2 separate regions of the Homo sapiens genome follow, and region 1 is linked to region 2. The links are chromatin contacts, found by Hi-C in ENCODE. All regions are on one chromosome and are shown on one strand. The core of a region is the stretch at or near the end of the contact, and the rest is flanking DNA. Distances in the headings are between cores, read along the strand shown. Region 1 holds the start of INSM1 (INSM transcriptional repressor 1). Region 2 overlaps CFAP61 (cilia and flagella associated protein 61).

The links. A loop is a pair of places that touch in the nucleus more often than their neighbours do. Pooled maps may share reads with other maps.
Region 1: a loop to region 2 is called in a pooled map, with 3 times the contacts of the local background. The contact joins the promoter of INSM1 here to the enhancer-like site in region 2. A Hi-C loop is called at or near these places in 1 of 168 maps with a recorded cell type or tissue (lower leg skin), 1 of 37 single-sample maps with no recorded cell type and 2 of 50 pooled maps.

Annotation. Positions count from the first base shown.
Region 1 is chr20:20,366,648-20,370,566 of GRCh38, reverse strand. INSM1 (INSM transcriptional repressor 1) reads right to left here and starts at 2,463. Exons shown (of 1, transcript NM_002196.3): 1 at 1-2,463. The coding sequence starts at 2,299. The coding sequence ends at 767. RefSeq lists an enhancer at 2,600-3,370.
Region 2 is chr20:20,333,176-20,336,873 of GRCh38, reverse strand. The region is part of intron 25 of CFAP61 (cilia and flagella associated protein 61); the gene reads right to left. Among named protein-coding and RNA genes, the nearest start is that of INSM1, 33 kb to the left of the region's middle. RefSeq lists a silencer at 2,128-2,327. Within about 2 kb of position 2,278, at least 4 of the 41 ENCODE cell types and tissues checked have a DNase peak (open chromatin) inside an H3K27ac peak, as active enhancers do.

The DNA.
Region 1 (3,919 bases), core at 1,214-3,713, 34 kb before region 2:
TTACTCATAAATCAACATATACATTTAGAGGGAACTGATAGTCCTACCTCAACAAAGATGATCAAACCAAAAAGTCTTACGTGAAACACTGAGGCAGTTACTACAGCATCTTCGGAACACTCCCTTCCCTCCCCCCACAAAACAATCCCAGACAACAGTTCAAGGCATTTGTGGCTATACTAAAGAAAACTCTTTTTTAAGCAATTTGATTTGTTCACATACAAAAAGGTAAAGCCAGACTCCAGCAGTTCACAAGCCATAATAAAGCTAATCGTGTGGGAAGTTCAATTTACAGCCTGTGAAATATAAAGGCATTTATTCCTCAAGATTCACCCAAAACAACCCGTACGCTACATACATAGAGAGCAGAGATTGGTAGGCGAGGCGAGACCAGACCGCATTTCTAGACCATGAACACAGCGAATACTAGCAAGAAAAAAAGCTTCTCCCCGCCAAGGGGAGGCTTCCAACCACGAGACAAACGCGTACAGCTTTTCTCCCTTGTACAGAAAGAGACTGACTCCTGTTGCGCCATGGGGGAGGCGGAGGGACACAACGTAAAAGTGGGGGTTCCAAAAGGAGTCAAAAGGAGAGTATGGGGTTACCGTCACGCCACACCGAGAGAAGCGGAGACGACACTTTCACCCGGTGGGGGCGGGGGCGAGGCTCCCCCAGCGCGGACTCGGGTTCGGGGAGTGCAGGGCGCACTCTCTTTGTGGGTCTCCAAGCGAAGGCACAGTTCGGGGGCCGGGGTGGAGGGCGCGCTCTAGCAGGCCGGGCGCACGGGCACCTGCAGGAGGATCACCTGTCTGTTTTCGGATGGGTGGCACTTGTTGATGTGCCGCGTAAGGCCGGGCGAGCTGTAGAAGGTGGCCGGGCAGTACTTGCAGGGGAACACCTGGGCGGCGTGCAGCAGGCGCAGGTGGCGCTCCTGAGCGCCCTTGCTGGCGAACGACTCTCCGCACACTGGGCACAGGTGGCACTCGGCGGACGCACTCAGGCCCAGCACGCCGGCCCCCTCGCCGTCGCCGGCCGCCTCCTGGGGCGCCTTCTCGTCGGGCCCGGGGTACAAGGCCAGTAGGTCCTCGGCCGGGGGCGCTAGCGGCGCGCCCTTGGCCTGCAGCGCCTGGTGGTGCGCCAGCAGGTGCTTGCGTAGGTAGGCCTGGCGGCGGAACTTCTTGGCGCAGTGATGGCACTCGTAGAGCCCGTCCTCGGAGCCCGACTCGGACACGCCGCCGGGGCTCGGCGTGTCCCGGTCGCTGCCGCCGCCGGGTGCCTCCCGCGCCTCAGCCCTGGCTGCTGCTTCTGGCTCCGGCGCGCGGGCGGCGGCGGGCGCGGGCCGCGGTTTGTGCCAGCGGCGGTGCGAGGCCAGGTTGGCCGGGCAGCTGAAGACCTTGGCGCACTCGGGACAGCGGTACTCCACACGCACGATGCGCGAGCATTTGTGCTGCGCCAGCGCGAACGGGTCGGCGTACTCCTCCTTGCACAGCTGGCAGATGAACTCGCCCAGCGGCCGCGCCGCGCCCCCCGCGCGGCCCCGCGGCGCCTCCACCGGGCCCTCCTTGATCTTGAGCCCCAGCACGGGCGACGTGGTCACCTCGTCCTCGAAGTGCAGCTTGCGGATGGCCTTGGGCTTCTTGGCGCCCGGGGCCTTGACTGCCTTGGCGGGCGGCTCCGCGGCGGTAGGGGGCGGGGGCCGCTTTCCCGGGGGCCGCAGGGCGGCGGCAGGGGGCAGTGGGGGGCCGGGGCCCGGGCCGCGGGCCGCCTCGGCGCCAGCCGAGAACGCCGTGCCCATCTTGAGCTCGGCGGGCGCGAAGAGCAGCGGGTCGCCGCCGCAGGTGCCGCCTCCGCCAGCTCCGCTCGCGCCGCCGCCGCCGCCCCCTCCGAGCAGCGCGGCGGGCGTGGGGAAGGACTCGGCCGAGACCGGCGAGCCCAGGTTGAAGCTGCGTTCGAAGTACTTGTGCTTCTCGTGCTCGCGGCTCACGGGCCGCGTGGGACTGTAGAGCGGCGCGGGGTGCGCAGCCTCGGGGTTGCCGAAGTGCGCGGCCCGCGGGCCCTGCGGGGGTGGCTGCGGCCCAGGCGCGCAGGCAAGCGCGGCGGCGAGCGCTGCATGGGCGCGCTCCGCGGGCGGCGGCGGCGGCAGCGGCCCGGGGACCGGGCTCGGCGCCGGGGGCTCGGCGCGGGCGCCCCCGCAGCTGGGCGAGAGCAGCAGTGCGCGGTCGCCGTCCTCGCCGCCGCGGACCCGGTAGGAAACGGGCGTGGACTTCTTGCTGCGCTTCACCAGGAAGCCGCGGGGCATGTTGGCGCGGCCCGAGGGCACGGCACTGGCTCGGTCCCCCCTCCGCGCTCGGCCCCGGCGGCCCTCAGTGCCCCCGGCCCATTGCCCGGGCGCGGCGGCTGCGGGACTCGCGTGGCGCCGGCGACGGCTCGGCCCAGCTCTGCGCCCTGCACGCGCGTCCCTGTCCCCGGGCCCGGCAGCCGCTCCCTTTTAACGGGGGGAGGGGGCCATTGTTCTCGCCTCCCGCTTCCCCTGGAGCCAATCAGCGCGTCCGCAGCTCCTCAGCCTGGCAGGGTGGGAGGGCGATGGGGCGGCCAAAAGGGGGCCGGGACTCGGGGGTCGCCCGGTAGGTGCGGCAGATGTACCTGAGGGCGCGGGGCCCCCGCGCGCGCCCCTGGTCGCCCCGCCCGGCGCCGCCGCCCCGCCCGGTCCAGGCACACGCCCGGCCCCGCCTCCCTTCACGGTCTGCTGCTTCTCTATGGGGAGGCGCACGTGCCTGGGCTTTGTGTCTCTCCTCCGGGGGGCGCGGAGCCGCCAAATGGGCCCGTCCATCAGCGCGACAATGCACGCCCCCCTCCCGCGCGGGGATTACCCGCGGGTCGCTAGCAAAATAGCAACAAAGGAGAAGAATGGCCCCAAATATGTCAGGAGGGTTCAATCCGCGAGCCGGAGCCGAGGGGGAAGTTGTGCGCGCTGATTGGGTGGGGGCGGGGGCGCGCCGGGGCGGTGCGGGGGAGATCGTTGCGGAGGCGCAGTGGCTCCGCGTGGTGTTTGGGAAATAAACAAGAATCCGAGAGAGCAGCAGGGTCCGGACGGCCTCCGCCCGGACCTTGGACGGATGGGCCGCTGGACCCAAGAGGCCAAGCAAAAGGGTTCCCCGGGGTTCCAAGTGTGGACAGGGGGCCCGGCCTTCTGGCAGTGGCCGAGGGCGATGTTTGTGCTCGCAGCCTCCGCGCGCCCACGGGGCTAGAGAAGGTTTCTTTCGAGTTTGAGAAGGAATTGGCACGGCCTTCTCAGTCTCCCGAAAGCGCGGGATTGGAGCGCGGGCGGGCTGGGCTGGGTTCCCAGAGGAACGTGAATTTCTGAACTTTTGGGTTCTTGGAGGCTTGGGAATGGCATCTTTGGCGGGGCCCGACCCAGGCCGCCCGGAGCTTCCGCGTGGTCCAAGGCTCGGTTAATCCGGGTCGAGTTGGCCGAAGCCCGAAACGCGCGGTCGGCCTCGTGCGCCCCAGTGAAGTTGGCTTTCTCCTCCCCGCGCGGCCTCATGCATTTTCATTCCGAGCGGGCATTTTGTTTGCCGGTTGACATCAGATGCTAAATCAAGGGCTCCAATCAAGGCGCTGCGAAATAAAGGGGCTGCCTGTCTGGGCGCAGCCCCCACGGAGCCGTGCCCCCTTCACCTTTGTGAAGGAAATTAACCTCCTGCTATTGAGCTCCGGTCGCGGCCAATCTGGACGCAAAAGAGACGCGTGCTGGACGGGGGGAGGGGGGGCAATCTGTACTCTGAGGCAGGCTGAGGCCTCCGAGAGGACAAGCCGCCTCCCCTGTGCCACCAGGAAGAGACAACAGCGAAGATTCCCCCCGCCCCCACCCCCACCCCCACCTCCGCTGCCGTTCCGTTTGGACCCAGACTGGGCCGCC
Region 2 (3,698 bases), core at 1,029-3,528:
ATGATGGCCTGGCATGGCAGGGCTGCAGAGGGGTGCACGCTGGGGAGGTGGGGGCTGGAGTGTGTTCCACAAGGCCTGGCACTGTGGCCCTCTTGACCTCACTTCTTTGTCCTCTCTGCAGCTTCATCCCTAGGCTACCTCTCTTGGGCTAGTGTTTGCCAAACTTCAGTCACTTGGGAATCAATCGTTTTCTGTGTGACTACATTACTGAATACTTCCAAATTTTCTTAAAATTTTTTTTTTTTTTTAGAGACAGGTTGTTGCTTTGTCACCCAGGCTGGAATACAGTGGCACAGTCATAGCTCGCTGCAGCCTCAAACTCCTGGGCTTAAGTGATCCTCCTGCCTCAGCCTCTCAAATAGCTGGGACTATAGGTGCACACCATCACACCTGCCTAATTTTCTATTTGGAATCTTTCAGAAACGGGGTCTTGCCATGTTGCCCAGGTTGGTCTCAAACTCCTAGCCTCAAGTAATCCTCCCAAGTAGCTAGAATTACAGGCACCAGGCCTGGCCCAAAATTTTCTTTACATTGATTTGTCTTTAAAAAAACTGAAATAATTACTTTTGTCTTGTCCTAAGTAATGATACCTATGAAATCACAGGTTTGATGTGCTCGTTATGTTTTATTCTAATTCCTGTTGGAACAAATCCATCATTAGTAAGATGTGGCTGTGCTGCCTGAGCTATCCTGCATACCACCTGGTGGGTGCTTGCTACACTCTGGGAGGCATCCTGTTCTATTATAGCTTCATGCTGGAGGCACACTTAGATTCATCTGGGGACACAAACCCACAGACTCTGTTGCACACCATTTCTGTGCATTATCTCATTTCATCCTAATTCTAATCCTAGAAAGTGGGACATGCTGGCCCATTTTACAGATGAAGACATAGATTCAGAGAGCTTAAATGAGTTGCCCAAGGTCACAGAGTTAATAAGTGGCTGAACTAGGTCCTACCCATAGTTCTGTGTAACCCATGCTCTGAACAACTGTGCAACCAAATCTTATTTCCTTATGCTTTTTCCCGAGTCTTTCTAGCAACTCTCTTAATCACCCCAGTTTCCCAAGTATCCCCTACATTAGCTAGGATTAGATATGATTGAAATTACAGAAAGTTTCAAAGTAACTGTGGCTTTCAAAAGGCAGAAGTGTACTTTTTTCAGGTAGAGAAGGTCTAGATGGGGAGTCTAGGGCTGCCAGGGTGGTTCCATGGACATCAGAGCAGAGTACATTCATAGGGGCCTTGGCCTCATGATTCAAAATGGCTGCTGAGCTCCAGCCATCACATATATGTTCTGGGATGAAGTATGGGAAAAAGAGGACTCATCTCCTTTCTTCTAAGGAGAGTTCCTGGAAGTTTCACAAAGCACTTCCATTTATATCTTATTGGCCAATAGTTGGCCATATGGCTTTCTTGGTTGCATGGGAGGCTGGGAACCACTGTCATTTATTTTAGATATGATGTACTTCCTTATAAATCAGAATTCTGTTCCTGAAGGGGAAAGAGAGAATGGATGTTTTATCAGCTGTGATACCCCGAAGACTCTACAGCATCTACTTTTAACAAAAATCTTTTCTTAAATTTATGAAAATTGGGAGATGTTTTTGGTTGAGGTTTCCAGAGCTAGAACATGTTTATCACTCTAGACTCCAACTACTCCAAAACCGAACACTCTGGGGAAAAAAACCCACAGAATATTTTCCATGTGTGACTTCTACCTCCAAGCCAGTGGGAAACTCCCTGTATCCTCAGAGTCCTACATGTTCCCATCTGGCCCGACCTGGCTTAACTGCAGAGAACAGGCACAATTTGCATTCACACTGTCAGGTAGGGTTATGATCATTTTATTCTACTCATGAAAGAATGTAAATTCATGCATTTCAGTACAATTTTCAAAAATAAGAATAGGAACAAGTAAGTATTTCTAGTTATTCCTGGGTTTGCTTGGAAATGAGACCCCATGACACGAGCAGACACAGCCCTGATGCCCTGCAACAAAAAATCCCAAAGACTGAGATGGAAATCGGACTGAATATTTCCTTGAGTTCAGCCTGAGTTTGCAAGAATCCGTATCTAGTCAATTTTTTGATTGCTTTGAGGCAGATCTAGAAAGGTAAGATTAATGATTTTGAAAGCAAAACCAACTAGTTCTTTGATGACCAGTTGTAATTGTCACATGCTATGATTTACATAACCGAAAGAGCAGCAGCCTCGAAATATAATTTGGCTGTGGTCTCATTGTCACAATGCAGAGCTGGCCTCAGATGTTTCCTGCTCTGCAGAAAAACGGCTTACAATTCATTGGCACTAAGACTGAAATTCTAATTTTCAGCAGAAATCAGCTATTTTCTGAATGGCTTGTAAAATTCCTCTCTCTTAATGCTACAGAGCACTGTTTTGCCAATGATCCTGGTTTACCTGGGAATTCAGAGGCTAACACTATGGCCACACACAGCGGCTTATGCCTGTAATGCCAGCACTTTGGGAGGCCGAGGCAGGCGGATCACTTGAGGTCAGGAGTTCGAGACCAGCCTGGCCAAGATGGCGAAACCCCGTCTCTACAAAAAATACAAAAATTAGCAGGGTGTGGTGGTGCATGCCTGTAGTACCAGCTACTTGGGAGGCTGAGGCAGGAGAATTGCTTGAATCCGGGAGGCAGAGGTTGCAGTGAGCTGAGATTGTGCCACTGCTCTCTAGCCTGGGCGACAGAGCGAGACTTTGTCTCAAAAAAAAAAGAAGAAGTTAACATTGCTTAAAACTAGGTGCCTCCCACACCCTGGGCTCCCTTGCCTGGCAGCACTGGTGCTGGGAGGCACTGCTTTGCAAGGCTTTCTCTGCTCCAAGTGCATGGTTTGCCTCTGCTGGAGGCCACTGGGACCAGCATGATGTGTGTTGTCTGTGAGCTGAACACCCAGAGCTGTCTCGGAGGGAAATCCTGACCAGCCCACAGGCCCCACGACCTCCCCTGACGAGGGAGGGAGGCTGAGCTCTCTTGCAAGCACAAGTTTTCCTTTAGGTCCTTTGATGTCTATAAGAACATGGAATCTGACCTTCTGTGCCTTCATCAGGTCACATTTGCTCTGGACGGGACCAGAAATTCCCTGCCACCCTTGCAACCAGAGTCTTAGTTTTCAGAATGTTGAAGAATTACCTGAAGGATCTGTCTGCTGTCCATTTGTTTTTCTGAATCCCAGACACTCAGCCCGGGAACAGCTTAGAAGATGGAATATGTTAATTCATGAATTACGAATCTAGCCAGTGCTAACATTTCTCTCCTTGCTCTGATCTCTAAGGAGTGGGAAGCCACACATATGGGCTGAGTTGGTGATCCATTCTCAGGATGCAAGTTGACTAAACAAAGACCGATGCTTGCGTTGGTGGTCTCTCCATCTCAGCTCAGATTCGTGTTGCTGACCTGGCCTCAGTTTCCCATTTACTAATGTCCTTTTTCTTTTTACCCCAGCTCTGCCACTTGTCAGCTTATGTAATCTGGAGCTAGTTAGCGTTAGTCTCTCTTAGTCTCAGTCTTCTTAGCTGTAAAACGGGGATAATGATGGTCCTTTGTTCCAAGAGTTACTATCCGAATTCAAGGAGACACTCCAGGTAAAAGATGTGGCATTATGCCTGGCACAGGGGAGAGGCTCCGTATCAATGATTATTACTGCTATTGTTCTTAATTATCCTATTGCATATG